Regions from separate parts of the Homo sapiens genome. Here all the other regions are linked to region 5. The links are chromatin loops, found by intact Hi-C in ENCODE. Cell type or tissue: natural killer cell. All regions are shown on one strand. Region 1 overlaps COL28A1 (collagen type XXVIII alpha 1 chain). Region 2 overlaps UMAD1 (UBAP1-MVB12-associated (UMA) domain containing 1). Region 3 overlaps GLCCI1 (glucocorticoid induced 1). Region 4 overlaps ICA1 (islet cell autoantigen 1). Region 5 overlaps UMAD1 (UBAP1-MVB12-associated (UMA) domain containing 1). Region 6 overlaps RPA3 (replication protein A3). Region 7 overlaps MIOS (meiosis regulator for oocyte development).

Region 1 (4,000 bases), 340 kb after region 5:
ATGATTTTGAGAAAAGGAAAAAATAAGAAGTTTTAAAATTGTCAGGGACTATGAGATACAGCTGTTTTGGGGTGAATATTAAAGTTTTAGGAGATAAATTGATTCAAGTAATTGAAAATACTTTAAATAATTTGAAATTTAAAGGTGAGAAAATACTTGAGAGGAAATGTAGCAATTTGAGAAGTTTGTTTTCTAGCATTTGTATAATTATTTTCTCATCCCCATGATGATCATGCTGACAGTTGGTACTATCTTCCTATTCATATTAAAGGGTGTCATTGAGAAATGACTGAGTCATATGACAACGGTCATTCAATAATCAATACACATTGCCAATATGTGCATATACTTAGAAAAAAGCCTCTAAAACTTCCATTGACATTCTGGCTACCACGAGTGAGGTATTCTAGAGGTCCTAACACATGACATAGGTGGAATTATGTAATTCATTCCAGAGTTCTGCCTATGTTTGTGGTAGTTGGAGTAGTTATATCTTAATTTTATTTAAAAACCAGAAAGAAAGAAACATAAGGCAGCTGCTATCATCACTTTGACTTCTACCTTATTTTAAAACCCAGTCATTCCTCAGTTTCATCATTTAGCAGAATCTTTAGAGTACCATTCCTTGGAACATCCTTAAGAGGCTGATTCTTTCACAGTGAATTTAATTTGCTTTTATTGTCCCCAAAGTAGAAAAAGCATGAAATCACTTTTGGAACAAGTATATCTTGCTTCCACCTTCTTCTCAAAGAGTGGCAGCAACTTAGCTGGCACAAAGGGAGAGAGTATGATTAAAGCCTCATTAGTGTGTGGGGGAGTAAGGGGGAGGAAAATAATCTAATGGGCTGATTATTTCCTCAAATATTATATTGATATTTTTAGAAAACTCATAAGGTATAATGGGTTGTTTCCTTGTCACTGCTCCACCTTGAAACCTTGCCACTTATTAGCTGTGTGACCTCAGCAAGTCGTTTAGTCTCCCTGAGGCTTAGCATTCTTATCTGTGATTTGGGATAATAATGCCTACTTCACAGGTTTATTATGATAAATTAATAGACTAATGTATGTAAAACATCTTTATGAATCCTAACAAATTCAAATATAATTAGTGGTAGTAGCCATTTTATGCATCACGCTGCCAAATCACACACATTGTAGGATGGATAAGAAGAGAGATTAAGAACTGGTATAGGTAGGAGATCTGGAATGAAGTCAATTAACACATTGGAGTAAACCGCAAAACCAAGGATTAGCAACGGAGGGAAAATGGGACGGGAAGACTTAGAGGGCTGGATTCTTGTGCAGGTCGTGTGGGACCTGTGTAATACAGGATGAATCTTATAATCCAGGATGTTCTTCTCCTTGAGAGGGTGTGACTGGCGATGTAGGGAAAGGACTTTTACAGTTTCACAGCCAAACAGCCGAGGTCTTTGCATTAAATGACAGCTGGAAGAAAGTCTATGGAAAAGTTAGCGTCTTGCATCTAGTCCCAGTCCACATCAAAATGGGAGATGGGTTCTGGAGTCATACCTGGGTTTGAATTGCTTCAGACTGCCTGGTTTTTGGCAAGTCATGTATCCTGCTGTAGCTCAGTTTCCTTATCTGTAAAATGGAATAAGTTGATGTTGATAAGATCAGGTAAGATAATGAATGAAAACTTCCTGCTGCATAATAAACTTAATAAGTATTATTTTTATTTATTATTTATTATAATAGTTTTAATATTAACCAAAGTGAAGATTTACTAATGAGAAAATGAATGAATGTGTTTGCTCTCCTCTTTCTTCTTTCATTTAAAAAGGGAAAGCTTCAATGTGTGAGTTTTAGAACCATCATAAGATGATGTGTATTTTTAAAGGAGTTAAAATTATCCACTCTGCAAGGTTATGGTCTAGGTGGTCTTCACTGAATCATTTGTTAAGTTCATATGCACAAATACTGCAGACAGTCCTGAATTTGGCCGTTTCCTGTGAAAATGAAAGTAGTATCTCCCATCTAGAATCCCTTTGGCGGGCCAAGAGGAAGTGGTATGCCATCTAAACAGTCCGTTATTCTTCTTTTGAGAGAGTGGGTGCAGGGGTTAGGGGTAAGGCTAAGACTGTCATCTTAGGAAAGTGATAGATGTTGTTACCAATGGCGACTCTAGAATTTGCTCGCACGTCTGTTCATTATCTCCTAATACAAGGGCTCCCTCTGCAGGCTCCAACAACCCTCAGCTGTTGCGTGGGAAGCTATGTCCAGCTATGCGACAACCTGTTGTAATTCCTTTATTTGTGAATATTGCTGTATCCACTGACAATAAACTGTGTATCTGAAAATATCACAGGTCAACGCACTTCTTAGGTACCTACGGTGCTGCCTTATGACAAAACCAGTGCCGTCAAATGGCCAAGCAAGACCTGTCCGCAATTCTCTTGCTCACATTTACCAGGTGTGGTGGCCTAACATGGACACACGGCCCATGGAACCACAAAAGATCATTTTCAAAGACCCCACCATAGTGGAGAGACACTACTTCTGTGGATTCTCAGATCATTAAATGCCTAATGTTCCCATCTATCAAAGTATGGTACATATACACTGAGGAACAACTCTCATGCCGTGTTACAGACCAATTCTAATATCTGCAGAACGTTAAGACTTGATTTAAAGTCTATTAGATTCACAAAAGCATTGCTATAAGTCATTATTTTCCCGTAGTTTGAAAGATACAAAAGATTATTTAGATATGTGAAACATAGCTATATGTCAACAATTATATGGATAAGGATGGACAGTTTGTTTTAGGTGAACACTGAAGGACCACAGATGACATGGAACACATCTTAAATTCATTGGCTGAGGCTGCGGGACAGAGAGAACAGTAAGGTATCTACAGGGTCAGCTGTCCTACTGCAGTTGGCCTTCAGATACTCCCAAAGGTTGAGGGTTAGGGGGACGTGAATAAGGGAGACTGTGAAGGAGAGAATGAATAGCAACACTGAGCATTGACAAGGCTGGCCTGAGGTAAACTATGGACCTATTTTAACTGCTTTTCCCGCTTGCTTTCCCATGTGTGGGTATTAGTGTAATTAATACTAGTTGAGGGGAGGTTTTAGCTAACATTCTCACACAAAAAAAATCATGAATTAAATACTACAGTGTCAAATTTTTTCTTAAAACATACTACTTTGTTAAAAAAAAATCTTGCCTTCTCTCCGTATCCCTATGTTAAAAAAAAAATTATGTAACATTTGGTACATCCCAAGAATACACACGACAGATGTAAATTCTAATGATGTTGAATCTACCTGTGTGCTCCTCCCCTTTGCCCAGTTTTAATATCTTTAAAATCATGAATTATTATTAAGGGGGTCTATTACAGCAACACTATCTCAGGTTCACTGGAGAGACTTTTGCTGGATATTGTTTATGGATTTTTAAAAATTGTATTAAAACAATTATGAAAATTAAGCATGCACAAAAGTGGAAAGACTAGTGAAATGAACTCTCATTTACATATCACACTTCCTTAACAATTATCAACACATAGTTGATCTTGTTTTAGCTATATTCTTCACTCCTCCCCTCACCACATTATCCTGAAGCAATCCTCAGACATCATCCATATAAAGCTTTAGCATTTGTCATTCAAATGTAAGAACTCTTTTTAAAAACTTGACTACAATACTATTATCAAACCTAAAACAAATGAACAATTCCTTAATATAGCAAATATCCAGCATTCACATTTCCAAGCTTGTCTTACCCATTTGCTGCAATTGGTTTGTTTGGATTGGGATCCAAATCATGCCCACACATTGCATTTGATTGAAATAGCTCTTAAATCTCTCTTAATCAAAGTAGACTCCTCCCTTGTTTTTAGCTCGCAGTTAGTGTATGTGTTATTTGTACTTGCGGATTTGCTGATGATATCCTCATGGTGTTGTGTAACGTGTTTCTCCCTCTTCCGTCTATTACTGTAAGCTGGTAGTAATAGCCGGCAGGAACTTGGGGACAC
Region 2 (4,000 bases), 110 kb before region 5:
TTAGGAAAAAACACACTCCAAGAATACAAGGCATATAACACTTTTCAGCAAAGGGTTGGAAAAATGAAGTCACTTCCCCAGAGCAACAGAAGGTTAGTGGCATCCTTGTGAACCTCGCTCTTGGGTGTTTGAAAGCAAGGAAATTCAGGTTTAAGAACAGACAACTACATTTTTCCTGGCACAAAATTCCAGTAACCACCATGAAGTCTATTAGGAGGCGCCAACTTTGCAGACGCACTAACAATTGGAGACCTCATCTACTTAGCTATATCCAACTAAATTATGAATATTTTATTAATATGAAAGTCATCTATATTTGGCTTCTTTTAAAACCTCCTGCTTTTTTCTGCAACCTATGCCTCAGACAGAGATAAAGTAGTATGCTATAAAAGCAAAATATTGATGCATTAAAATTTAGAAACCAGCCTTAACTAAAACAGCAATAGAACCTATTAAAAGAACATGAAACCAGGTATAAAACACTCTTCCAACACATTCAATTTACATGCAAAGAAGGTAGCTGTATCAAGCATATTTCTAGAAAACAAGTTACAAAAAGAAGAGGTAATATCAAGCTCTGGCTGTCTATGCCTTTAAATTCTAATGTCTATAAATAAAAGACGTGCTTCTTTGAACAATAGCCTGAACAAGCAACACTGTCACTTTATCTCCCTAGATAACTATCCATTCTATTCTGGCTTCAGCTGGTATCTGCTTGCATTACTGTGGGGTGAGGTGGAGGGGCAAATCTGAGTTAGAAGCATCAGGGGACAGAGGTTAGGAGAAGGTGATATAAGCTATGGCACAGTTAAGGCAGTACTCAAGCTTTTTATTTTTTATAAGAAGCTGGTCACTAATAAATGTCTGTCTAGCTATTAAATGCCTGAGAGTTGGTGTCCTGCACCTATGTAATTCCTAAGCAATAGTCTCCTTTCACTTGGGAGAAATCATATTGCAACGGCAAAGATTGTTTCCTCTTTTTCTCCAAGTTCCCAGTACCCAGAACAGCACCTATATATACAAAGTGCTCATTAAATGTTTTTGAATGGCACTAGATCTGGTCCCCTTCTTTTTCAGATACTCTAGGCACTCAGACTTGATTTTAAAATTGAAAGGTTAGGTCAAAGAAAGAAATAAAAACCCAGGATATGTTGTCACTGATACAGAAATTAGGGGGGAGAAGCTGAATTCACAGAAGATTTCTATCTCCATGTGGCCTAGGTGTTAGTTTTGCCTAGAAGTGAGGGCTCCAGTTCAAGAACGCTGTATTTCAGTAGCAAACTAAGAGGCTAGGTTAGAAGGCAGATTATTTTCTCTGTTCCTTTCCTAGTCTCTGACATCATTTTGGTTTACCTTCTGGCTCATGATTTTTTTTTTTTCAGTATTTTTTCCATTTTCTCTTCTTTCTCTTTCCTTCAATATTTCTACCTGCTTGTGCTCCGTGGTTCTCCAATCTTTCTTTTAAAAAGAAAAAAATGTTCTCCCGACTTCCTCTTTTCAGAACTCCAGCTGAACGTACATACAAGTGCAGAAGGGGAAGTAAGCAGGCTGTTACTTGCTTCTGTAATCTGTTCCATGTATTCTTGGAAAAGTGGTTTGTCTGAAGCTGGAAAAATCTTCTCTACTAGCCAACTAGAGTGGGGGCGCGGTGGAAAGAGGAAAGAGAAGCACTTCAGGAAAGGAACCAGGCAAGAAATAGTGCGTTAAATGCAGGATCCTATTTAATACTGGTTTTGAAAACACAAAAGGCTGTTTCAGTGATTTTTTAAAAATTGTTTTAAAGTTGCTTTATAGAAATTCATAAACTCCAACCGTAAGCTGTCCAGGCAGCTCATATTTTCCCAGTAGGCCTTCCCGCCTCATGATTCTCAGCACACATTTCCCCTTTCTCTTCTCTCCTCTAGCCCTATATCACCAGCTTCCTCCTCGCTGCTGGCAGGTGGGCCAGCCTCCTACTTCACAGAGAAAACAGCAACCACCGAGTGAGGATCTCCTCTATCTGCTCTACCCCCCAACAAATGTATCTGCATTTGTATCCAACCCCTTCCCCAGAGCTTCCAGGGCTGCAGATCCACCCAGTGCAAACTCTTCAAGGACATGGCTTCATCAATTAGGGGGAGTCTCCTAATTGCTAATCTTTCCTAGAAGCAATTAACCATTTTTTAAAATTCGACTCAACTCTATATTGCCTATTGGAATATCACCTTCCTAACTCCCATACTATCTTTCTATGTTTTTTTCACAGCGAGGCTGAGACCATTGTTGGCACACACTGTCTGCCATGCCTCCCTCACCCACTGCAACCTGCCTCCTGCCTGCACCCCTCTACTGAGTCTGCTTTCACAAAGGTTACTAATAATCACTCTCTTGCTAAATTCAGAAAATGTTTGGAAGTGCTAATCTGAAATGACCACTTTGTAGCACTTACTGCTACTGACTCTGAATTTTTAGTTCTTGGCTTCGGTACACTTGTTAGTTTTGTTTTCTACATGTCTAGCTGCTTATTCTTTTTGTCTATTTCTCAAGTGATGGTGTTCTTTAGGGTTCCATTTCTGTTCCTTTACTCTTCCTAATCTCAACACACTTCTTCGGATGAGCTTATCTGATATGGAGCATGCCTACTGCTCCACTCTTCCACTCCCCCAAAAGTAATATGTATGTAGATACATGCACATATACCAATCTCAAACTCGGATTTCTCTCTAGAGTTCCTGATCCATATGTTCAACTCCTATTATACATTTCCTTTTGCATATTCCACAGGACATCTTACACTCAACATGTTTTAAACCTGGCTCTTAGCTTAGTCCCTTCCTTACCTTAACCTTACCTCAAACTTAATGCTCTTCCAATCTTCCAATATTTTCTCTATCAGTGAAGAGAACCTATATAGTTGCCCAGCACAGAAACCTGTATCATCTTTGACGTTTCCCTCCCTCTCACTTCCTCCATGCAATAAATCACTGAGTCCTATTGACTTTTCTGCTTTTAATATCTCCCCTAATTCATCCATTTCTCTTCAGGTTCATGTCATTCTCTTCATTCAGGATACTAAGGTCTTCTTCCTGGAATGCTGCAAGAGTTTCCCATGTACAGCTTTACTACCCTACACTACACTCTCCCTACCACTTGTAGCATATAAAACACATTCTCTTCCTTGCTTAACATTCCTCAATGCCTTTGAAAAAAGACCAAACTCCTTATCACGACACACAAGCATGACCTGGCCTTGCTTACCCCTCCAATTTCTTGTACTCTTATTCCTAAACTCTTTACTGCATCCATACCAAGCTATCCGCTGTTAACCAAACCTTTTCATGGTGCCTACTGCTTTCCACTCCCTCAAAAGTAGACATGTATGTAGATTCATGCATGTGTGTGTACACACACTTTCTCTTTAGTTCTGAGCCTTGGCTCATTGAATTACTTAAACCTAAGTTAAGACATCCTCTCTTCTACTCCCTTCATCTTGCCTATTTCAATTTGCCCTTCCAGGTCACACAAGCCTCTTTTAGAAAGACTTCCCCAACTAACTCCCCAAACGTGGGCCAAGTAACCATCCCTGTGTTCCCTTAACAGCTTATGCATACTTCCCTCACAGCACACATCACACTCGACTAGAATTCCCTGTCACCCCCACAAACCTACGGGCTGTTCAAAGCCAGGGACTACAGCTTTCATTCCCATTTCCTTCCCAGCCAGCACAATGTGGGGCTCATAACAGATAATCAATACATGTTTACTGAATGACTGAATAATCTAAATCTCTTCATAAATTTTATATTCACATTTCTTCTAAATAAGTTAGGAATTAGGATGTTGGCCCTCAATTCCTGCATTTGTTTCTTTGTTTTTCTAAGATTTTACCAAACCCATTTTGCCCGTTATCACCAACATGATAAACTATGGATGGTATTAAATGCAGAGATAAACTGGTTTGTGACTCCAGCTACATCCATTTCCTCAAGCATGAGATAAGTTATTCCTTGACTTGCCAAAT
Region 3 (4,000 bases), 270 kb before region 5:
TGACTTTCTGTCTTGATGACCCATTTAGTGCTGTCAGTGGGGGGCTGAAGTCCCCTATCCACTATTATTGTATTACTATCTGTTTTCTTAAGTATAGCAGTATCTGCTTTATGAATCTGGGTGGCCTAGTATTGGGTGCATATATATTTAGAATTGCTATATCTTCTTGTTGAATTGATCCCTTTATCATTATATAATGACCTTATCTTTTTTTCCCTGTTGATTTAAAATCTGTTTTATCTGATGTAAGTATGACTACTCCTGCTCACGTTTTCTTTCCATTTGCAAGGAATGTCTTTTTCCACCCCTTTACCTTGAGTCTTTACGTGTCTTTAGCAGTTAGGTGGATTTCTTGTAAGCAAGATATGATTAGATCCTGCTTTTTAATCAATTCTGCCAAGCTGTATCTTTTAAGTGGAGCATTTAACCCATTTATGTTCAGAATTAATATTGGTATGTGAGGTTTTGTTCCTATCATAATGTTAACTTACCTAGTTGCTTTGTAGTCTCAGTTGTGGAACTGTTTTATAAGATCTGTGAGTTTTATCCTTTCATGTGTTTTTATGATGGTGAGTGTCAACCTTTCATTTCCATGTTTAGAAATCCCTTGAGCATTTCTTGTAGGACCAGTCTAGTGGTGATGAATTCCTTTGGCATTCACGTGTCTGGGAAATACTATTTCCCCTTCACTTACCGAGCTGAGTTTACCAGCATACAAAATTCGTGGCTGACAGTTTTCTTTTTCTTTTAAGAAGTCTGAAATTAGGCACCCAACCTCTTCTGGCTTATAGAGTTTCTGCTGAGCATTCTGCTGTAAGTCTGTTGGGGTTTCCTTTACAGGAGATTAGATGCTTTTCTCTTGCTGATTTTAGGATTCCTTTCCTTCACACTGACTTTGTCTGAAGACTATTTTGGTCGAGTCATCTTGCAATATATCTTTTGGATTTCCTTGAGCCTCTTCTATTTCAACATCTAAATCTCTAGTAAGATGAGAGAATTATTCCTCAATTATCTCCTCACATAGGTTTTCCAAACTTTTTTCTTTTTCTTCTCCCTCAGGAAGAAACCTTCTCCCTATGACAAGGTTTGGAGGTTTTACATAATCTCATACTTCTCAAAGGCTTTATTTTTCAAAATTCTGTTTTCTTTTTCTAGCTGGATTAACTTGCAGGACCTGTCTTCATGCTCTGACATTCTTTCTTCTCATTGGTTTAGTCTACTTGTTAAAACTTTCAACTCTATTTTGTAATTCATTCAATGAATTTTTCATTTCTAAAAGTTCTGGTGGATTTAAAAAAGTATCTCCTAATAAACTGTTCATTTATATCTTAAATTGTTTTTCTGATTTCTTTGTATTGTTTTTGAACTTTCTCTTGGGTATCATTGAACTTTAGTATCAATATTCTGAATTCTTTATCTGGTATTTAAAAGATTTCATTTTCATTAGGATCTATTGCTGGAGAGTTAGTATGATCCTTTGGAGGTGTTGTAATACTCTGTTTTTTCATACTTCCAGAATTGTCTCTCTAGTTCCTTCTCATCTGGATAAACTCTCTCTTCTTATTTTTGAATTTACTTTTGTTTGGACATGATTTTTTTTCCATCTTAAGGATGAGACTATAATATATGTTGTGTATGGCCTTTTGGCTTTTATTCTGGGTGCTTTCCACTGAAAGCAAAGTTTCTATGAGTTACTTGGTTTCAGACATGCTTTGTGTGATGGCTTCTCAAATACTAGTTGTAGAAGTGATGTACTGGGCATGTGAACAAACTCACTGCCTCTTGGGCCAGGATGGTGGAGGTCTCAGGAAGTTTATCTCATTCCCCAGAACTGTGCACTTGTGTTAGCAGATTTTGTATTGGGTTGTGCAATTTAACCTACAGACCAATAGGTGGTGCTTATGTGTAAAGGCCAGCTACAGCAGAAGCAGATGGGTATATGCTTGATCTTTGTTTACTGGAAGGATCTCTCTGTTGCTTCAAATTGGCCAGACTGTGTAATGCACAGTAGCCTGAGATCTCTGCTCAGCCCCTGATGGGGACAAAGCTGGGTAGAGCTAAACCACCAAGCCTGCTCTTCAATACTCCAATGGTGGACACAATCACTAGCCCTGAAGCGGGTGGTGAGAGGAGCTCCTGGTAGAATGTGACAAGCTCTCTATGTGGGGGAGGGAACTGCCTCAGCTCCATACCTAGGCAGGCAGGAACATGATTTGCTTCCCTGTCACACCCCTGTTAGGCACTTGGGACACTCTGACGGGACAGACAACACTGTCTATATCCACACTGCAGTGTAGCCAAGAGCTGTGAAATCTGCCCATCTCACAGCTTACTGCCAAACTATCTTTGGTGTAGAACCTGTCTTCAGCCTAAAACATACATCTTTGTGGTTCTCCTGATTTCTGTTGCAGGAACATAACAACTCCACATATAAGGGGGAGGTGCCCCACCTTTCACACAAGCCTGGGCCCAGCTTGAATAAATTCTTATTTTTTAGATTATCAGTGCGGACACAGCCATACCTAATTGCCCTAGAATGGCTGTCTTGTGATACGCCTGTACCAACCTCCCATAGGAGCAGCCATGGCTGTGTTCGCAGCAGTGGACAAGCTGCAGAGGAGAGATATCCCTTCTCCACATCTGTGCTTAAGCACTGAGGCCACCTGGCTGCTGGGATGGAACCCTGTTCCTCCCTTGAAGAGCCAAGCACAGTGCCCACATCTGCACTGGAAGTAGCAGTCACTCTCAGCCAAGTGGGGAGTTCTCGGGCAAAGGACAGCACACACTTTTGTGCACTGCACTTTCCCTTCCCTTAGGAGCAGCACTCCCTGAGGGAGAGACCACTGAGAATCCTGCAGCTCCCCTGGGTCCAGCCAGCACTATGTGGCTGCTACAATCTGAGTGAGTGCCAGGGAATGTCTGTATGGGATCCAGTGATGTCGAGACACAAGGGCAGGACCTGAGGTTCCTTGGGCAGGACTCAGTCCTTCAACAGGCATGTCCCAAATATATTGGGCCTGCCATCACAGCTCGGGTCCACAGGGAGGGTAAGCAACCCAGCATGAGCTGGTAGTCTGGTGTAATGCCCTCAGTAAGTCCCCAAATCACCACCCACACCAGTGTTTGGGTTCATAAGGGCAGAGGAACTCTTGAATACCAGCAGTTTGCTGCGAGGGGAAGGGGAGCCCAAAACACTTCCACCTATCCTTTCAACAAAATAGCAAGTCCCTTGGGCTTCCTAGCTAATCTCTGCCAGCCTCTTTTTCCTTCTTTTTCTGTGTCCTAGCTTCTTCCTGTGAGTTCTCCACTGGACTCCAGCACTCTCCCCTTGATATTCTATTCAAGTTATGATTATTCACCTGTAACTATGGTTCTTCTTTCTGAGAAGTGGTGTCTGATGTCTCTTGTCAGCCATCCTCTTCTCTGATGAAATACTTCAAGTGTCTTACCAATTTTTAAAGTAGATTATTTATCTTCTTATTGATTTGTAAGAATTCTTTATATATTCTACATAGAAGCCCTTTATCAAATACATGATTTGCTAATATTTCTTCAAGTCTGTGGCTTGTCTTTTTATTCTCTTAGTGGTGTATTTTGAAGTATAAGTGTTAATTTTATTGAAGATCCAATTATCTTTTTTTCTTTTAGGGCTTTTACTCTTGAGATTGTATCTAAGAATGTCTAATTAATATATTCTAGAAGTTTTAGAATTTTAGAGGTTACATTTAGGATTATGATTCACTGAAAGCTGATTTTTCTCTATGGTGAGAGCTAGGACTTAAGGGTATTTTGTACATACAAATATTCAATTATTATAGCACCAATTGTTGAAAAGACTGTCTTTTTCAATTAAATTGTGTTGGCTTCTTTGGCTAAAATAAACTGACCACAAATATAAGGGTTTATTTCTAGATTCACAAATTTTGTTCCATTTACCTATAAATCTTTATGTGTGCCAATACTATACTAACTATATTAATGTAGGTTCACAGGAAACATT
Region 4 (4,000 bases), 370 kb before region 5:
CATATCTGAGAAATGTTTTGGTAAATTTGTTTTTATATTAAAGAAAAACCAAAATCCTAGAGTCTGATGCCCAGAAACTGAACTTGCTTTGGAGGACAGGGGACAAGGGAACATGGGATTCGAAATTTAATTCTATAAACTCTTAAGAGAGGCTATAATAATAGGATGAACTTATATTTTGATGACATTTTTCTTAAATCTAGCCATCAACCAGTCTCCCCCTTCGCAGCCCCCACAGCATTGATTCCTGAGGGCTTGAGCCCTCCGTGGTGACGTTTTGTTCTCTGTTACTTCAATCAGCTTGCCTGGGACCAGTGGCAGGGACCCCGGAACCTGAAGGTGCTGACAAAGATGACCTGCTGCTGTTGAGTGAGATCTTCAATGCTTCCTCCTTGGAAGAGGGCGAGTTCAGCAAAGAGTGGGCCGCTGTGTTTGGAGACGGCCAAGTGAAGGAGCCAGTGCCCACTATGGCCCTGGGAGAGCCAGACCCCAAGGCCCAGACAGGCTCAGGTTTCCTTCCTTCGCAGCTTTTAGACCAAAATATGAAAGACTTACAGGCCTCGCTACAAGGTAGGTAAGGTGGGGATTGAAATGGGGTTTTTTGTTTGTTCATTCTTTTTGTTTTCAATCCAAAAGCATATTTCTTCCTTCTTTGTCTTTTTTAATGTTTTCTCTATTTTTATTGACTTTTTAACTGGAGACTCAGAATCACATTCCAACTTTATGTTTCAGGGTTTAAAATACATTCCTTTTCATAATTCTCCCCTGTGTTAGCATCAAAGGTTAGATGAGTGGTTCTAAATCATATTGTCATCCTTTGATTTTAGACTTCTTGTGGCATACTTGAGAGGATCAAACTGCTTTCATGGTCAAGGCCCCGTTGACTTGGCCACTCCGCCCTGAGTTCACCACGTTCCCATAAGCATGCCCTCTTCCTGGGTGCTGACTGACATTGCACGGGGCTTCTTCACTCTTTTTGCACACTAAGTTTTATCTTGCATTTCTGCTCCCTTTCTATCCTGATCCACCTCTCCCCTGAGGACCCCCCACTAGATCCACTCTTCTGGTTCTGCCCGAAACACAGGGCCAAACATTACCTCCTCAGCCACAGAAAAAATAGAGTTTCCACACTGATCAGAAGAAATTTCTCAGGCCAGGCATGGTGGCTCATGCCTGTAATCCCAGCACTTTGGGAGGCCGAGGTGAGAGGATCACTTGAGGTCAGGAGTTTGAGACCAGCCTGGCCAACAATGGTGGAAGCCTGTCTCTACTAAAAATACAAAAAAAAAAAAAACTTAGGTAGGCATGATGGCACATGCCTGTAATCCCAAATCCTAGTTACTCAGGAGGCTGAGGCAGGAGAATCGCTTGAACCCAGGAGGCAAAGTTACAGTGAGCCAAGATTGTGCCACTGCACTCTAGCCTGGGCAACAGAGTGAGACTCTGTCTGAAAAAAAAAAAAAAATGCTGGAGGGGTTGTCAACATCAGTAAGGGTTCAAGGTACACCAACCAAGTGCTGGCTGAGAATTGCTAGCATTGGAACACATTGGTTGACAGTGCAAAGCCTGAAACTCATGTTGAAATTTAAATTTTTGAGTTTCTAAACACACAGGCTTCTGAAAGGAAACCATTTTTTAGTATTTCAACACTTTTTCCTTCTTTCATGTGACTTTAATTGTAAAACAGGAATCACTTAAGAAATTATCAAACTGTTTTGGTTTTTCTATGAATTTAGGCTGTCTCCCTAATAAACAGCATGTTTATCTGGCACTTAAAGCTGAGAACAAAACGGTAAAGCTGGAACAATTAAGTAATTATGGGCTATTAAAACCTCAGGTCTTTGGAGATGAGATCATGGACACAAGAGTTGGTGGGCAAGACAAAAAAAAAAGTCTTTTTTTTTAAATGAAATACATGACTCCTTTTATCTTCCTTTGGGAGTCTTATTTCATAGCCATTTCATTTATTTGCAGTAATGGAGGTAGAGATAGCAGGGATAAATGAAATCCAAAAATGTTTCTCCACCCTGAGTTTCACCCCAGGTTTCACCACCTCATTCACGGGAGCTGCAAATGAGTAAGGCTGCCAACTGACTAGAGTTTCATCCCCACCCACCTGTGGTGGAGGTGCTAAGAAGCCCTGAGAGAGTCGAGGCAGAGCCCAGATCCTCAAGTGATATCTTAGGGCTGCTGAGGACTCCCCAGCAGTGTTGCAGAACGAACCCCACTCAGATCCTCAGCTTTGGAAACAAGAGCCCCTACTAACCACAGGGAATGGTTGCAACTGTGTTGCTGCTTAGCCAGGGTGGCTGAGTGTCAGTCATTGTAAGAGCCCATGCACACACATCAGCAGACAGCCAAGAAGTCAGAGCTCCTCGCCCACTTCCTGAGCAGGCAAAGTGAGAGAAGTTCATCTCAGTGCCCACAGTGGGGCTGCCAGACTATGCCTGAGAGCTGTGACAAGGGCAGCGGCCATGGGGAATTGCACTTCAGCCTTGCCCCATATACACGGGAAAGGCACCAAACCACACTGAGGTCTAAGGAGGGAGGTGTTCTGGGAGGGAGAGAGAAACACAAGCTCATGCTACGGAAAGAGAAACAGGAACTGCAAAGGGAGGCCATTTGTTACTCAGGCCAACAACATCTCATTTGAGGTTGCCATCCTACTAGCACTTTAGCAAGTCTCTCATTCAGTCAACAAATATTTACCGGGTCCCACTGTGTGCCAGGCACTGGGAATTCAGCTGAGGACAAAACAGACAAGGCTGTCTGCTGTCCTGGAGCCCACATTGTAACAGGATGCAGACAGGCAGTGAATAATAAGCATAATAATAAGCAAATCGCATAGTAGGCTAGAAAGTGATCGATGTTAGGGAGAAAAGGAAAAAGTAGAGCCTGGGGATAATGGAGTGTTGGGGCTCTCAGGGTAGTAGGTCAGGCTGCAGAGCTGAGTAGGTTCTTACTGGGAAGATGAGATCTGAGCAGAGACTTGCAGGAGGTGAGAATGAACCATGTGGAGCTCTGGGCAGAGGGAACAACCTGTGCCAATGCCCTAAGGTGAGGATATGCCTGGCACAGTGAAGGGTCTTCAGGAAGGACACTTGGCTGGAGCTGACTAAGCAAGGGGGAGGGATGCTCAGAGGATGCAGAGGCGGAGGCCAGGCCACACAGGGACTCATAGCTGTTGGAAGAACTTAGACCTTTTTTCAGCCCAAGTAAAATTGGGAGCCATCACAGGATCTTGAGCCAAAGAGAAACATGATCTGATTTCCTATTTAAAAGGGTCATTCTGTCTGCTAGAAGTTTTATTTCCTCTGCTGGGATTCTATCAAGGTCAGTGTTAAAGGAGTTACCACCCGGGCAAGGTGGCTCATACCTGTAATCCCAGCACTTTAGGAGGCGGAGGTGGGCAGATGGCTTGAGGTCAGGAGTTTGAGACCAGCCTGGCCAACATGGTGAAACTCTGTCTCTACTAAAAATACAAAAATTAGCTGGGTGTGGTGGTGTGCACCTGTAGGTCCAGCTACTCGGGAGGCTGAGGCAGGAGAATCATTTGAATCCAGGAGGTAGAGGTTGCAGTGAGCTGAGATCACGCCACTACACTCCAGTCTGGGTGACAGAGTGAGGGAGACTCTGTCTCTGAAAAAAAAAAAAATGTTGAGTTAACTTGTAACTACTGTACTATTTCCTTTGCATGCAAACAGCTGCCAATGGAATACCTACAGAACTGAAATGATAGGAGGAAAAAAAGCCAAACCTAAGTGGTTGAAACAAGCAGACCATTCAGCTTCTGCCACACTTACAGATTCCCAGCAGGTGCTCCCAGTTCAGGGATCCTTCAACACGTGTTTGTTACAAATGAAGGATGGACATTATGCTTCCATGACTGATCATGTCAAATTCTGCCTTCTATTCTTCTATTAGGACCCTCAATCCCCTCAAAAAAGAGGAAAGGATGAATGTTAGCTTGAGTTTTTTTTTTTTTTTTCACTGCATTCAT
Region 5 (4,000 bases):
ATCTAAAATACAGGCTAAAATTTAATTGAAGAAAAATTAATAAAGAAATAATTTTAAAATGTCATTGGCTTTAATTAAATAAAAAGCACTTCAATTAAATATCAATTATCCATATTTAATATTTTAAATACTACCTATGTTTATGACAGTAATATACATTTTTCCCTACTAGGCTGTTTATAACTTGTATCCTATGCTCAAAACATTTAAAAATATAATTTGGCTAGAGAATTTCAGGATATTTATTTCCTAAATACTAGGTTTCCATAAACATAAAACTCCTGTTTTATATCATTGTTTATTTAATATCACTCTGATATTCTCTATTTTCGTTTAAGAGTGCCGGCTTAAAAGCATTTAAAACAATCAAACCTGCTAAAATTAATGTTATTCAATGCATTTTAAATTAAATCCATTAAATCTTACATATATGTAATGTGCTTTCAACTCATGAAGCCTTCGACGAAAACAAATTCTAATCCAGCCCAGGAAAGTGAAGAGTTAAGTGTGCAATTTAGGAAAGAAATATGGCAAGTCCATATATGTGACTCAGTCTTCGAGTGATGTTTATATCACTCTAAGACAGGGAATCCTGTCTCTGTCTGCACTATATTATGATCCTTGTCATCGCCTGCCCTGGAGCAGTTGCATATGCATCTACTTCTCCCACTAAGCAAGTCTCTCTTGAAGGGCAGAAGCAAACGAAACCTTTGTAATTTCCATGAGGCATCCCATAGCAATTTGCACAAAGCAGTCACACAATCAATGTTAAGTTATCAGAAGAGCAAAGTTCTTGACTTTGCCTTAACACACAAGACCCACGAAAAATGAAAGGAAAAGTAACTTACACACATGGGGTGGGGTTAGTGGTAGTGGTGGTAAGAATGTTAGCAAGAAACCTCGAATGAAAATATTAAAATGTGTTGTGACTTAATCAGTCACTGATGTACTTAAACAAGAGTCAAGATTTTTTTTTAAGTAACTTTTCATACTTCCCAAGTTAGAAGCTGGGGAAGCTTCATTATTTTGTTTGAAAGTTCTCCGAATTAGACACACCCATATGACACAGCCAATGTAAATAATTTGTTCTCCTGGTGTTGCCACTGCTGAACAATGATGAACGGATCAACAGTACAGATATTCCCCAAGGAAGAGTGACCTACTGTGTAAAAAATACATCCCGAAACAAGGAACTGTATTTAGGATAGGTTTCTACTTTCTGAATTCTGGCACGCCCTTAGTCCCTAACTGCCTATGAATCAGTCTCCTGAAAAACCTGCAACTGATCTTTCAAAAGCAATGCAATTCAATTAAACAAACATTTATTGAGCGCCCACTGTATAAAAAAGCACAAGAATGGAAACTGAGGGAAAAGGGCCTGCAAAGGAGACGGATAAGAAGCAACGTTCAGAATAGAAAGAAAAGATACAGAAGAGAGGGGTGTATGGAATACAAAAGAGGAACTGGTCAACATTCTCAGATGTCACAAGGGGGGAGAGCTGAGATTCTAGAAGAAAAGGTATCAAAATTCTTACTAAGTAAATGCAAACAATTGGGATCAATAAATAATAAGATGAGTGTCTTTCCATGTAAAGAATGATTCTGCCTTATAAATCTATTCCCCAATAATAAGTTCTAGTTCTATTAATGTCACTACTAACCTCCCTACCATCCAAACTTGAGATTTCTTCCTTTTCCTTTTAATAAGAAATGTGATCCGTTACCAAGTCCTATTACTCGCACCCACAAAATTTGTGTACTGCACAAGGATGTGAAAAGGAGAGGAGCATTGAAACCAAAGACATATCTTTAATAATTTTCCAGCAGATGGCAGTCAAGTGTCTTATTCTAATAAACATATTACAACAATTTTCTAACAGATGGAAGTAAAATGTCTTAAAGAAGTGGTACTTTTTTTTTTTTAGTTAGGTCTCACTTTTATCACCCAGGATGGAGTACAGTGACACGATCACAGCTCACTGTATCCTTGACCTCCTGGACTCTGGTGAGTCTCCTAAATCAGCCTCCCGAGTAGCTGGGACCACAGGCACATACCACCATATTGGCTAATTTTTTGTATATTTTGTAGAGACAGGGTTTTACCGTGTTGTCTGAGCTGAACTTGAATTCCTGGGCTCAAGCAATCTGCCCACCTTGGCCTCCCAAAGTACTAGGATTACAGGCGTCAGCCACCGTGCCCAGCTGGGGTGACCTTTTCATAATTCACAAAATGCACTAAGCAGGTCAGTGGTGGTCCTGCCCACAGTATTTCCTATCTATTTTCCAGCCTTCATTCTGGCTGCAGCTACCACAGATCTGATTCACATAGTATCTTGCAATAGCTTCCAAAATGATCCCCTAATTTCTCCATACTTCAGTCCATCCCACAAGCATTTGAAAAAATTCCCAAAAGTGCTGTTTTGCTAGTAAAACTTTTCAAAAAATCTTCAGTGGTACTGTTATTTTCTTCAATCTCACATTCAAGGCCCTTCATAGCATGTCCTTAACCTTCTCTTTTAGTCTATTCTTTCACTGTGCCCAGGAGGTGCCCTACTCCTAGCTGAACCTAATTACTCTCTACCTTACATATGTCCTGTCCTTCCCTGCCTTGCTATCTTTGTTCATGTCATTTCCTCTGCCTTGAATGCTATCCAAACTCAGTCTTCCTGCCATAAGTGCTAAATTACATTCAGTAGTATATTCTGGGGAGAGGTTTTTGGATGACTTAATATTGTCTTCAGCAAGCATCTAAAGAAAAATCCCCTCACTTTGGCTTTGGTTGGTATTCCAGTTATCTATTGGTGTATAATAAACTACTTATAACTCAAGACAATTATTATTATTATTATTATTATTATTATTATTATTATTATTTTGTATTTTTTTGTATTTTTAGTAGAGACAGGGTTTCACCGTGTTAGCCAGGATGGTTATTTGTATTATATCTCACAGCTCTGTGAGTCAAAAATTCGGGCAGAGCTTGAGCATTTCTTCTGTTCTGTGTAGTGATGTTAGAGGTTGCTCTAGGGTACTGGTAGTCAGAAAACAGTTGAAGGACAACTTCACTCACATTTGGTAGAATGGCTAGAAAGTTGGGTTCAGCTGGGAACGTCAACCAGATCATCTATACACATGCCTCTACAGCATGATGGCCTCAAGCTGGTTGGACTTCTTAAATGGTGGCTCCGGGCTCCAAGAGCAAGTGTTCCAGAAAACAAAGCAGAAGTCACATGGCCTTTTGCAACTGACCCTTGTAAGCCAGGGTCTCTTTGGCCATATTCTATTGACTGAGGCAGTCATCAGCTCGTCTAGATTCAAGAGGAGGGGGCGTCGACACAACTTTTCAATGGGAGAGTGTCAAAGAATATGCAGCCATGTTTTAACACTGCCTAAGTTAGGGAAGAAGGGGGATAATATGGCAGACTGTCTCCCAGAAAGTCTGAGCCACTTCTCTTACTGTTCCCTGAATATGTCATGGTCTTATACTTTTTCCCCTCGTATATCTTTCCTCTGCCTGGAAAGCATCTCCATTCCTCCTTCTTCCCTACAAGCATGTCTAATTGTCATACACCTTTAAGGTCTTCATCCCTAAAGGACCAGCTTAAATTTCCCTTCCTCCAAGACTCCTTCCTAGATCCTTTCAGTCAGTTTTAATCTCGTTTCAGGTTCCCTGGTACTTTTTTCTTCATGATAGTACTTTTCCCATTTACAATTTTACATTAGATTTTCATTTATGTACGAAGCAAAAAAGAGAGAAAGGCAAAAAGAAAAATAGAATGCTGTAAGCCCCGTGGCCTTGTAAATTCTCAGTCAAGTTTAAAGAGGGCGCAAAATGCTCGATGTAACCGGACTCTTATGGAATCAAGTAGAGGGCCTGAGTCCTCTGTCCAGGCTGATGCCGGATGAAGGTGACCCAGCACATGTAGACAACATACTTTAAAATATATTATTTATATGTTTATTCTAAATTAATAGCAGTTGTAATTCCTGTAGAGTCCAG
Region 6 (4,000 bases), 79 kb after region 5:
GCCTATAATCCCAGCTGTTTGGGAGGCCAAGGCAGGCGGATCACCTGAGGTCAGGAGTTTGAGACCGGCCTGGCCAACATGGTGAAACCCTGTCTCTATCCAAAATACAAAAATTAGGCAGGTGTGGTGGTGCATGCCTGTAATCCCAGCTACTTGGGAGGCTGAGGCAGGAGAATCACTTGAACCCAGGAGGCGGAGATTGCAGTGAACAGAGACCATGCCACTGCACTCCAGCCTGGGCAACAAGAGCAAAAACTCCGTCTAAAAAAAAGAAAAGGAAAAGAAAACAAATTTCATTTCATAGGATCATGTATGAAGCTTTCTGCTCTTTTTCTATTTAATGATTTAATATATTGAAGGAAATGTAATTACCCAGAAATTCTGTGGTTTTATTTGCTTTTTGTTTATGGCTCAACTAAAAAAGAAACTGTAACTTTATATTTTATGAAGTCTTTTTCAAAGTGTCTCAACACATTATTTGATGACATACAATTATTAGAGAGTGAACTGTAGTGCTTCTCAGCCTTGCATGAACTCTAGAATCATCTGGAGAACTCTGGGGGGAAAAAATCAATTCCTGGGCCTAATCCCAGGACCTTTTAATCAGAATCTAGGAATGGGTCCCAGCACCAGTATTTTTTTCTAAGTATCCCCTAATGCACAGAAGGGTTAGAATCACAGAGAGATAGATCCCTAATTTACGTTTGAGTCAACTAAATCCACTGAGTCCCCGAAAAAAATGAATGACTTTCCCACAATTAACTGTGCCAAACAGAAGGCTCAGTTCTGCCTCTGAGTACAGTTGGCACCTCTCCTCTTCCTTCATGCAATTGCCTTTCACTGTACATTCAAGGAGTTAAGGAAGGGTGGTGTACCCCACACGGGGATGGCCTAACCTAACTTTTTCACCTCCGAAAAACTGAAACTGAAACGCTGCTAGATTAACAGGTAAACCAGAATCAGGTAACAGTGACTGAAAATACTGTTAATTCTATCCATTAGACACACAACTCCACATTTCTTAATAGAAAAACAAGCATCTACATCATGAAGTTAGTTGAAAAATCCTGGCATACTTGCTTTGCAATTTAAAGGTCAAAAGTAAAAACACAAAAACTGCTAAGTAAATTAAATGTAAATCGAGTTTTTCTGGATATCCCGATACGTGGGTAAGGAGACAGCGATAGGGTAAGTTACTTTTTAATCCATAAACACTCTAATTTTTTAAAGATCTGGTATACATTTTTTGTAAGAACAGGCAATAAAAATAGGAAGCACATGTTGAAAACCTGTTTAGTTTTTGTCACTGTTTTAATTAAAGCCTTCAACCCTAGACAGAATCAAAGTGACTTACTGTCCCTCATTCCTTAGAATGTAAATTTTTATGTATACAGCTAAATTTCCACTTTTAAATAAAGGAAACAACACAGCGATGAAGAGACTACCTTTAAAAGTTCCATATAAAAATATGATAGTTTAAATGAAGTATGTATATGTGGTTTGGTTCCCAGAATGAGGAATTCCATAGGAGATAATCTTAAAAATAACTCACTTATTTTCAATATCTGACTGATCATTGAGACTGGAAAACAGAAGGTGAGACTAAATTACATATTTCAATGTGTTTTAAGTATTTTAAAAGGTGAAATCCAAGCTGCTGTGAATTATTAAATTCTGGTTCTAAATTCAGCAAGTGTTACAAAATAATTAGCTTAATGGAAACTAGAAGTTCTTATGCCCTACTTGAAGAAGCACCTGCATATTCTGAAAACCATGATGCATTTCCCTTGTACTGTAACCCAATTCCTTTAATCTCTACAATAGTGTTTGCCCAATTTCATTCTGCCTGCTTCAAAGTTATATTCAATATTTGGTCAACAATATTAGTGAACCAACAACAATATCTAAATTGTTCCTTTTCATTTATATCCTATTACTTTTTGTTGTTATTTTTCCTTCTTTTTGCTATAACATAATAAGCTAATTCATGCTTTTGTCTTAGTTTTGGAAGGAATTATATCCTAACATTTACGCAATATCCCTTTTCCTAACTTAAAATAACTATGAGCTTGCCACTACACTAGTAAATTTGTAATCAACTTAAAGATAATGTCTTAAAAGTACAATTAAACATGTCATAACAGGAGAAAACCCTGGTAATTACGAATAGTGCCATGCTTGCTGGATTTTTAAATAGTAGTATAAGGCTATGAAAAATCGCCACCCAGTGATGCAAATGAAAACTGCAATTTGTTTTTGTGTAAAATGAGTACCCTGGAGGATTACTTCAACTTCATTACTGAATGAAGGAATAGCTATTACCTTCTTACGTGAATAGGAACTGGTTACAAGGGAAAGGATGTTTTTCTACAAGAACTTTTTTCCCTTATTCTTATTCGGCACCACTAGACATTTTACAGAGGCTAAAAGCTTTCGAAATCTTAATGCGGAGAAAGGTTTTCTGTCCAAATGTGAGCTAACTGTATATGAACAGCCCAGATATTCCTATTACCAAAACAAGTGTCTAGACTCTGCCCAGACCTGAATTTCAAGTCATGATGTGTTGATTCCATCAACTCTGCAATGCCATCTAATAATTGTGACCTAAAACCTATTTGTGTTAAGCAGAAATGCTTGCCTAGGGGAAAAGGTATTCTCAAGTGGAAAAAAATAGATAATTTATAGCTTAAACAACATAATTTACTCTGACCTTTCTAGAAATGGGTTATAAAGGCCACATAAGGAGATAATCTAACAAATTCTGTGGTGTCCATATTGATAAAAAGTTGTTGCTACAAATATAATCATGTTTATAAGTTTTTACTTAGCTTTATCATTTAGACATCAACAAACACACAAACCAACAAAATATATTTATTTTTCTGTAATGTACGTATTGCACACGATGCCACAAAAAAAGTTATGTGGATATATGCTAACCATGATACATGTGTATGCAACTAAAAAAACTATCAGAACTAATAAATAAATTCAGTAAGGTTACGGCATACAAAATCAACATACAAAAATCAATAGCATTTTTATATGCCAACAGCAAACAATTTGAAAAAGAAACCAAGAAAGTAATCCCATTTATAAAGCTACCAGTAAAATAAAATACTTAGGAATAAATATAACCAAAGTGAAAGATCTCTAAAATAAAAATTATAAAATACTGATGAAAGCAACCAAAGAGAACACACATAAAAAAAAATGGAAAGATATTCCAAATTTATGGATTGGAAGAATCAGTATTGTTAAAATGTCCATACTACCCAAAACAATCTACAGATTCAATGCAATCACTATCAAAATACCAAAGACATTCTTCACAGAAATGGAAAAAATAATCCTAACATTTATATAGAATCACAAAAGACCCAGAGAAGCCAAAACTGTTCTAAGCAAAAACAACAAAATTAGACGAATCACACTACCTGACTTCAAATTATACTAAAAAGCTATAGTAACTAAAATAGCACAGTACCGGCATAAAAACAGACACATGGACGAATGGAACCAAATACAGAACCCAGGAATAAATTCACACATTTACAATGAACTCATTTTCAACAAGGGTGCCAAGGATATACATTGGGAAAAGGAAGTCTTGAATCAGTGGTGCTGGGAAAACTGGATATCTATATGCAGAAGAATAAAACTAGACCCCTATCTCTCGCCACATACAAAAATCAAATCAAAATGGATAAAATACGTAAATCTAAGACCTGAAACTACGAAACTACTAGAAGAAAGCATTGGGCAAATGCTACAGGACAGTAATCTGAACAAAGATTTCTTGAGTAATACCCCACAAGCACAGGCAACCAAAGCAAAAATGGACAAATGGGATTACATCAAGTTAAAAGGCTTCTGCACAACAAAAGAAATGATTAATCAACAGTAAAGAGACAACCCACAGAATGGGAGAAAATATTTGCAAACTACTCATCTGACAATGGATGAACAATCAGTATATATAAGGAACTCAAACAACTCA
Region 7 (4,000 bases), 170 kb after region 5:
TGCCTCCCGGGTTCAAGCAATTCTCCTGCCTCAGCCTCCCAAGCAGCTGGGACTACAGGTGTGTGCCACCACGCCCGGCTAATTTTTTGTATTTTTAGTAGAGACGAGGTTTCACGATGTTTGCCAGGATGGTCTTGATCTTCTGACCTTGTGATCTGCCAGCCTCGGCCACCCAAAGTGTTGGGATTACAGGCGTGAGCCACCATGTCCGGCCAAAAAAATTTTTTATAGAGATGGGGTCTCACTATTTTGCTCAGGCTGGTCTCAAACTCCCAGGCTCAAGTAATCCTTCCACCCTGGCCTCTCAAAGAGCTGGGATTACAGGCATGAGCCACTGCAACTGACCCTTCTCTCATGTATTTTATAGGTAGGTTTTGAAGATGAAGGAAGAAATGTCAAAGTGCTTTAATGATGTCAAAAGATCCTTAGAAATACAAAGTATCTGTTAATAGGTGCGGGTATACTGACTTTTAAATAATCAAATTTGAACGAACTCCTCTTAGTGGAAACAGTGATAAGAAAATGGTAATATATTAAGATTATTTCATATTTAAGTTTTTCTCACAAACTTTAAATTGGTCAGAACTTGTGAAATTACCTGAAGTATCAATAGATATAGATTTTGCTTTTAGTTTTCATAGTTCATAAATTATAGGAACATAAAAGCCTTCAAGCTAGTAAACTGCCCTTTCTTAGAAATAATAACTCTAGCTAGTTTGTATTTTATTTGCAACATTAACTCAATTATGTAAGAATCATTTCAGTTCATAAAAGTATTTTGTAAAATTATGTCATACCAGGACAGCTAGAAACTGGTGTTCCCATATTAATGAGACAAAGCGCACATCGAGGAAGTGGTTTTCGACAGCCAGGACAACTTGTGACTTTAGATTTCGTTGGTGAGCCACTCACACCATACTGACTAAAACCTCTGCCCTGATGAGGCACAGCTGAACAGCTGTAGGAGATTGACTTGCCACAGAAATTGCAACTCACAAAAACCTACAAAACAAATGAAAGAAAAAATAAATGTAATGCAAACCATAATGGAATGCTAAATAACTTAGTGTGCGCCTAACAAATTATTTTTAAATACTTTTAAAAAACTTTATTTTATATTTCAAAATTGATCTGCTAAGGTTGACTAGCTTTCATTTAAAATTTATACCTAGCAATTACATTTTTGGGGTACTTCCTTTTTAATTATATTCTTACTAATACCACTGAAATTGGTGGAAGAACTCAAACTTTAGACTCCAACATTTTAGAAATAACAATGACTTCAGAATTCACACTGGGCCATTACAAAATATCCCAATATGACTTCTAAACCACAGTTCAGTGATATAATCTTCTGAACAAAATTTTCTTATAAAGAAAACGCTGTTCCTAAGACAAAGAGAGTTAACAAACTTATAATGGTAAATAGTTAAATTTTTAGAATAATAGCAATAGAAGCTGTTCATTTTGTTTTTACCGTAAATTGCTAGGCTCTTAATCACTTATCATATAGATTAGTAACATGTACTACCATGTAATGCTATTTTATCAACACTCTGGTTTTAACATAAGCACTTTCTCAAGTTCCTAAAATAAGAAAATAGCACCATCCAGTGCTCATATTGAGGATAACATAATATTTAATATCTGAACTAAGACACAGTGATTTAATGTGGTATACCTTATGTGACAACAATCTCATTTTTTAAACTAATGCTAAAAAAAAATTTCCATGTGTAATTAAACATATAGATATAGGTAATACTGCTAAAGTCTAAAAAACCCAAATCCTGCCTTACTGCACATAAATAATGCTAAAAAACTTAATACACAAGTGGAATTTATAAGATAATGTAATAGTTTAGAATCTGAAAGGGCTGGAAATACACTGGAAAACTTCAGGCCTGCTGTGGTTTGTTCTATCTGCGACTAAAGCTCAAGCCACTGAGATGATTGTTAGCAAGAAGCAGAACCAAAGGACAGGAAGATCAAGGACAAAGTTCAGTCTACAAAAGACAAAGACATCAATGGGAACTCAATATAAGCAAAATAATGAGCTAATAGTAACTTATTAAATTGAACATCAACATGTTACAATTTGATTTTCTCCAAAACAATGTACTTACTTGTGCTAAAGGCTTGGAACTGGGATCCAACTTACTCCTGTGAATATCAAATTCAGCTCGTTTATGCCAAAACCTCCAGGCATCTAATAAATTTCTATAATTCTCAATCCAGTACTGAACCCTTTCATCTTTAAGAACATCTAAAGGTGAACCCTAAAACGAAAACATGAATTATTTCAATTGTTTAAAATCTCCTGGCTAGGCCAGAGACTTCTGGGTAGCATGTAAGTATGAGTAACACAGAAGAAATAGGCCTTTTTTTTTTTTTTTGCCAAAAGCTGGCTCCTAATGAGAATAAAGAAAATTTATGGAAGCTCCATTAATTTATCTCAAGCTGGGTTCCACTAATGACATAAATATGTACTTTATATATCATACCTGCCCAGGGAAGTCTAATTCTCTACCTTTTAGTTAAGTTTAAGAAAATAGAACTTCGTGGTTGAATGTTGTAAACAGTGATACGAATACCCTTTGTCCCAGCAATTAAAAACCTCTGGGTTCACAAACTCTGTTTACTATCAAATCCAAATGTAATACAGGCTGGGCGTGATGGCTCATGCCTGTAATCTCAGCACTTTGGAAGGCCGAGGTAGGCGGATCACTTGACGTCAGGAGTTCGAGACCAGCCTGGCCAACATGGTGAAACCCTGTCTCTAGTAAAAATACAAAAATTAGCCAGGTGTGGTGGCAGGCGCCTATAATCCTAGTTACTTGGGAGGTTGATGCCTGAACCGGGAGGCGGAAGTTGCAGTGAGCTGAGATTGTGCCGTTGCACTGTAGTCTGGGTGACAGAATGAGACTCCATTTAAAAAAAAAAAAAAGTCCAAATGCACACCAAAATTGCTCAGTCACATCTGAACTAACAGTTAGCTTGGTCCTTCCTATCTAGCAATGCACGGTGAACTGAGATGCTGCTTTTATATATCTACTTATCTGTAAGTTAAACCTGTCTATTCTTACTCTTGCCTTCAATTAAAACATACATTTCTTGCCTTAAAAATAATAACAGAACAAGAAAAAGCAAAACCAAACCAAATACCTTCTTAGTTCTTTTGCCCGTAGCCACAGTTAAAAGCAACACCTTGTTTTAGTTAAATTTACTTTAGAGTTCTTCTCATTAAGATCTTCAAGTTCTTGCCAGTAATAATTTTCCTAAAGTTGTATTTTCCCTGGCAGCTGTGACATTCCACATTTCATCTATGCTTGCTTTAGGTTTTCTTTTTTTCTTTTCTTTTTCTTTTTTTTTTTTTTTTGGAGACAGAGTCTCACTCTGTCGGCCAGGCTGGAGCGCAGTGGCACGATCTCGGCTCACTGCAACCTCTGCCTCCCGGGCTCAAGCAATTCTCCTGCTTGAGTAGCTGGGATTACAGGGGTGTGCCACCACCTAATTTTTGTATTTTTAGTAGAGATGGGGTTTCACCATGTTGGCCAGGCTGGTCTTGAACTCCTGACCTCAGGTAATCTGCCCACCTCGGCCTCCCAAAGTGCTGGGATTACACGCATGAGTCACCGTGCCCGGCCGCTTTAGGTTTTCTTAGAAGACTTTCAGCCCTGTCCAGGATATCTTCCTTAACTTTACATAATGGAGAAAGGAGAGAAAGTCTCTACTTCCAATGATGCTTTGGCATCAATCTGAAGGTTAGTTTTCTCAGTCCTACTTGAGGGCCAATAGAAAAGTGAAATTTCAGAGAGAACCTGGCGTATATCTTACTTATAAAAAAAAAGAACAAAAATCTGTAAGAGCTAATATAATCTTTAGACATCCAATCAAAAACTGAAGCAACATATCTTTCATCTATTAAATTCAGTGTTAATTACCAGAGTTAAATTTAGCTAAAAGAACATGTGAAACACATAGCTTACAATTTCATTTC

The links. Hi-C counts contacts between places; a loop is a spot of excess contacts. Peaks named below come from ENCODE experiments on the same cell type or tissue, not always from the same donor. Only the 100,000 strongest peaks of a DNase experiment are listed, where the experiment ranks them.
Region 1: it touches region 5 in a loop (2.6-fold over the local background); 15 of 110 quality-filtered maps call a loop at or near these places.
Region 2: a loop joins it to region 5, with 2.3 times the contacts of the local background. A loop is called at or near these places in 5 of 110 quality-filtered maps.
Region 3: a loop joins it to region 5, with 3 times the contacts of the local background. A loop is called at or near these places in 16 of 110 quality-filtered maps.
Region 4: a loop joins it to region 5, with 2.5 times the contacts of the local background. A loop is called at or near these places in 5 of 110 quality-filtered maps.
Region 6: a loop joins it to region 5, with 15 times the contacts of the local background. A loop is called at or near these places in 86 of 110 quality-filtered maps.
Region 7: a loop joins it to region 5, with 21 times the contacts of the local background. A loop is called at or near these places in 26 of 110 quality-filtered maps.

Annotation. Positions count from the first base shown.
Region 1 is chr7:7,422,781-7,426,780 of GRCh38, reverse strand. The region is part of intron 25 of COL28A1 (collagen type XXVIII alpha 1 chain); the gene reads left to right. Among named protein-coding and RNA genes, the nearest start is that of COL28A1, 110 kb to the left of the region's middle. In natural killer cell, a CTCF peak has its summit at 2,221 (motif pointing left); a DNase peak (open chromatin) is centred at 2,180; H3K4me3 peaks cover 571 bases; H3K27ac peaks cover 288 bases.
Region 2 is chr7:7,865,962-7,869,961 of GRCh38, reverse strand. All of the region lies in intron 3 of UMAD1 (UBAP1-MVB12-associated (UMA) domain containing 1), which reads right to left. Among named protein-coding and RNA genes, the nearest start is that of GLCCI1-DT, 100 kb to the left of the region's middle. In natural killer cell, no CTCF peak of the experiment used is centred here; no DNase peak of the experiment used is centred here; H3K27ac peaks cover 1,055 bases.
Region 3 is chr7:8,033,998-8,037,997 of GRCh38, reverse strand. All of the region lies in intron 3 of GLCCI1 (glucocorticoid induced 1), which reads right to left. Among named protein-coding and RNA genes, the nearest start is that of GLCCI1, 67 kb to the right of the region's middle. In natural killer cell, CTCF peaks have their summits at 1,681 and 1,884; a DNase peak (open chromatin) is centred at 1,897; H3K27ac peaks cover 524 bases.
Region 4 is chr7:8,124,443-8,128,442 of GRCh38, reverse strand. ICA1 (islet cell autoantigen 1) reads left to right here. Exons shown (of 14, transcript NM_001136020.3): 13 at 301-570. Among named protein-coding and RNA genes, the nearest start is that of ICA1, 140 kb to the left of the region's middle. RefSeq lists a silencer at 2,163-2,222 and an enhancer at 2,819-3,611. In natural killer cell, no CTCF peak of the experiment used is centred here; DNase peaks (open chromatin) are centred at 2,442 and 2,962; H3K27ac peaks cover 4,000 bases.
Region 5 is chr7:7,759,287-7,763,286 of GRCh38, reverse strand. All of the region lies in intron 2 of UMAD1 (UBAP1-MVB12-associated (UMA) domain containing 1), which reads right to left. Among named protein-coding and RNA genes, the nearest start is that of RPA3, 43 kb to the right of the region's middle. In natural killer cell, CTCF peaks have their summits at 1,616 and 1,818 (motif pointing right); DNase peaks (open chromatin) are centred at 836 and 1,806; H3K4me3 peaks cover 1,262 bases; H3K27ac peaks cover 1,993 bases.
Region 6 is chr7:7,679,903-7,683,902 of GRCh38, reverse strand. The region is part of intron 4 of RPA3 (replication protein A3); the gene reads left to right. The region is part of intron 2 of UMAD1 (UBAP1-MVB12-associated (UMA) domain containing 1); the gene reads right to left. Among named protein-coding and RNA genes, the nearest start is that of RPA3, 37 kb to the left of the region's middle. In natural killer cell, CTCF peaks have their summits at 2,040 and 2,243; a DNase peak (open chromatin) is centred at 2,222; H3K27ac peaks cover 502 bases.
Region 7 is chr7:7,593,259-7,597,258 of GRCh38, reverse strand. It overlaps MIOS (meiosis regulator for oocyte development), which reads right to left. Exons shown (of 13, transcript NM_019005.4): 10 at 2,127-2,279; 11 at 798-1,002. Among named protein-coding and RNA genes, the nearest start is that of MIOS, 28 kb to the right of the region's middle. In natural killer cell, CTCF peaks have their summits at 1,452 and 1,651; DNase peaks (open chromatin) are centred at 888 and 1,608; H3K27ac peaks cover 188 bases.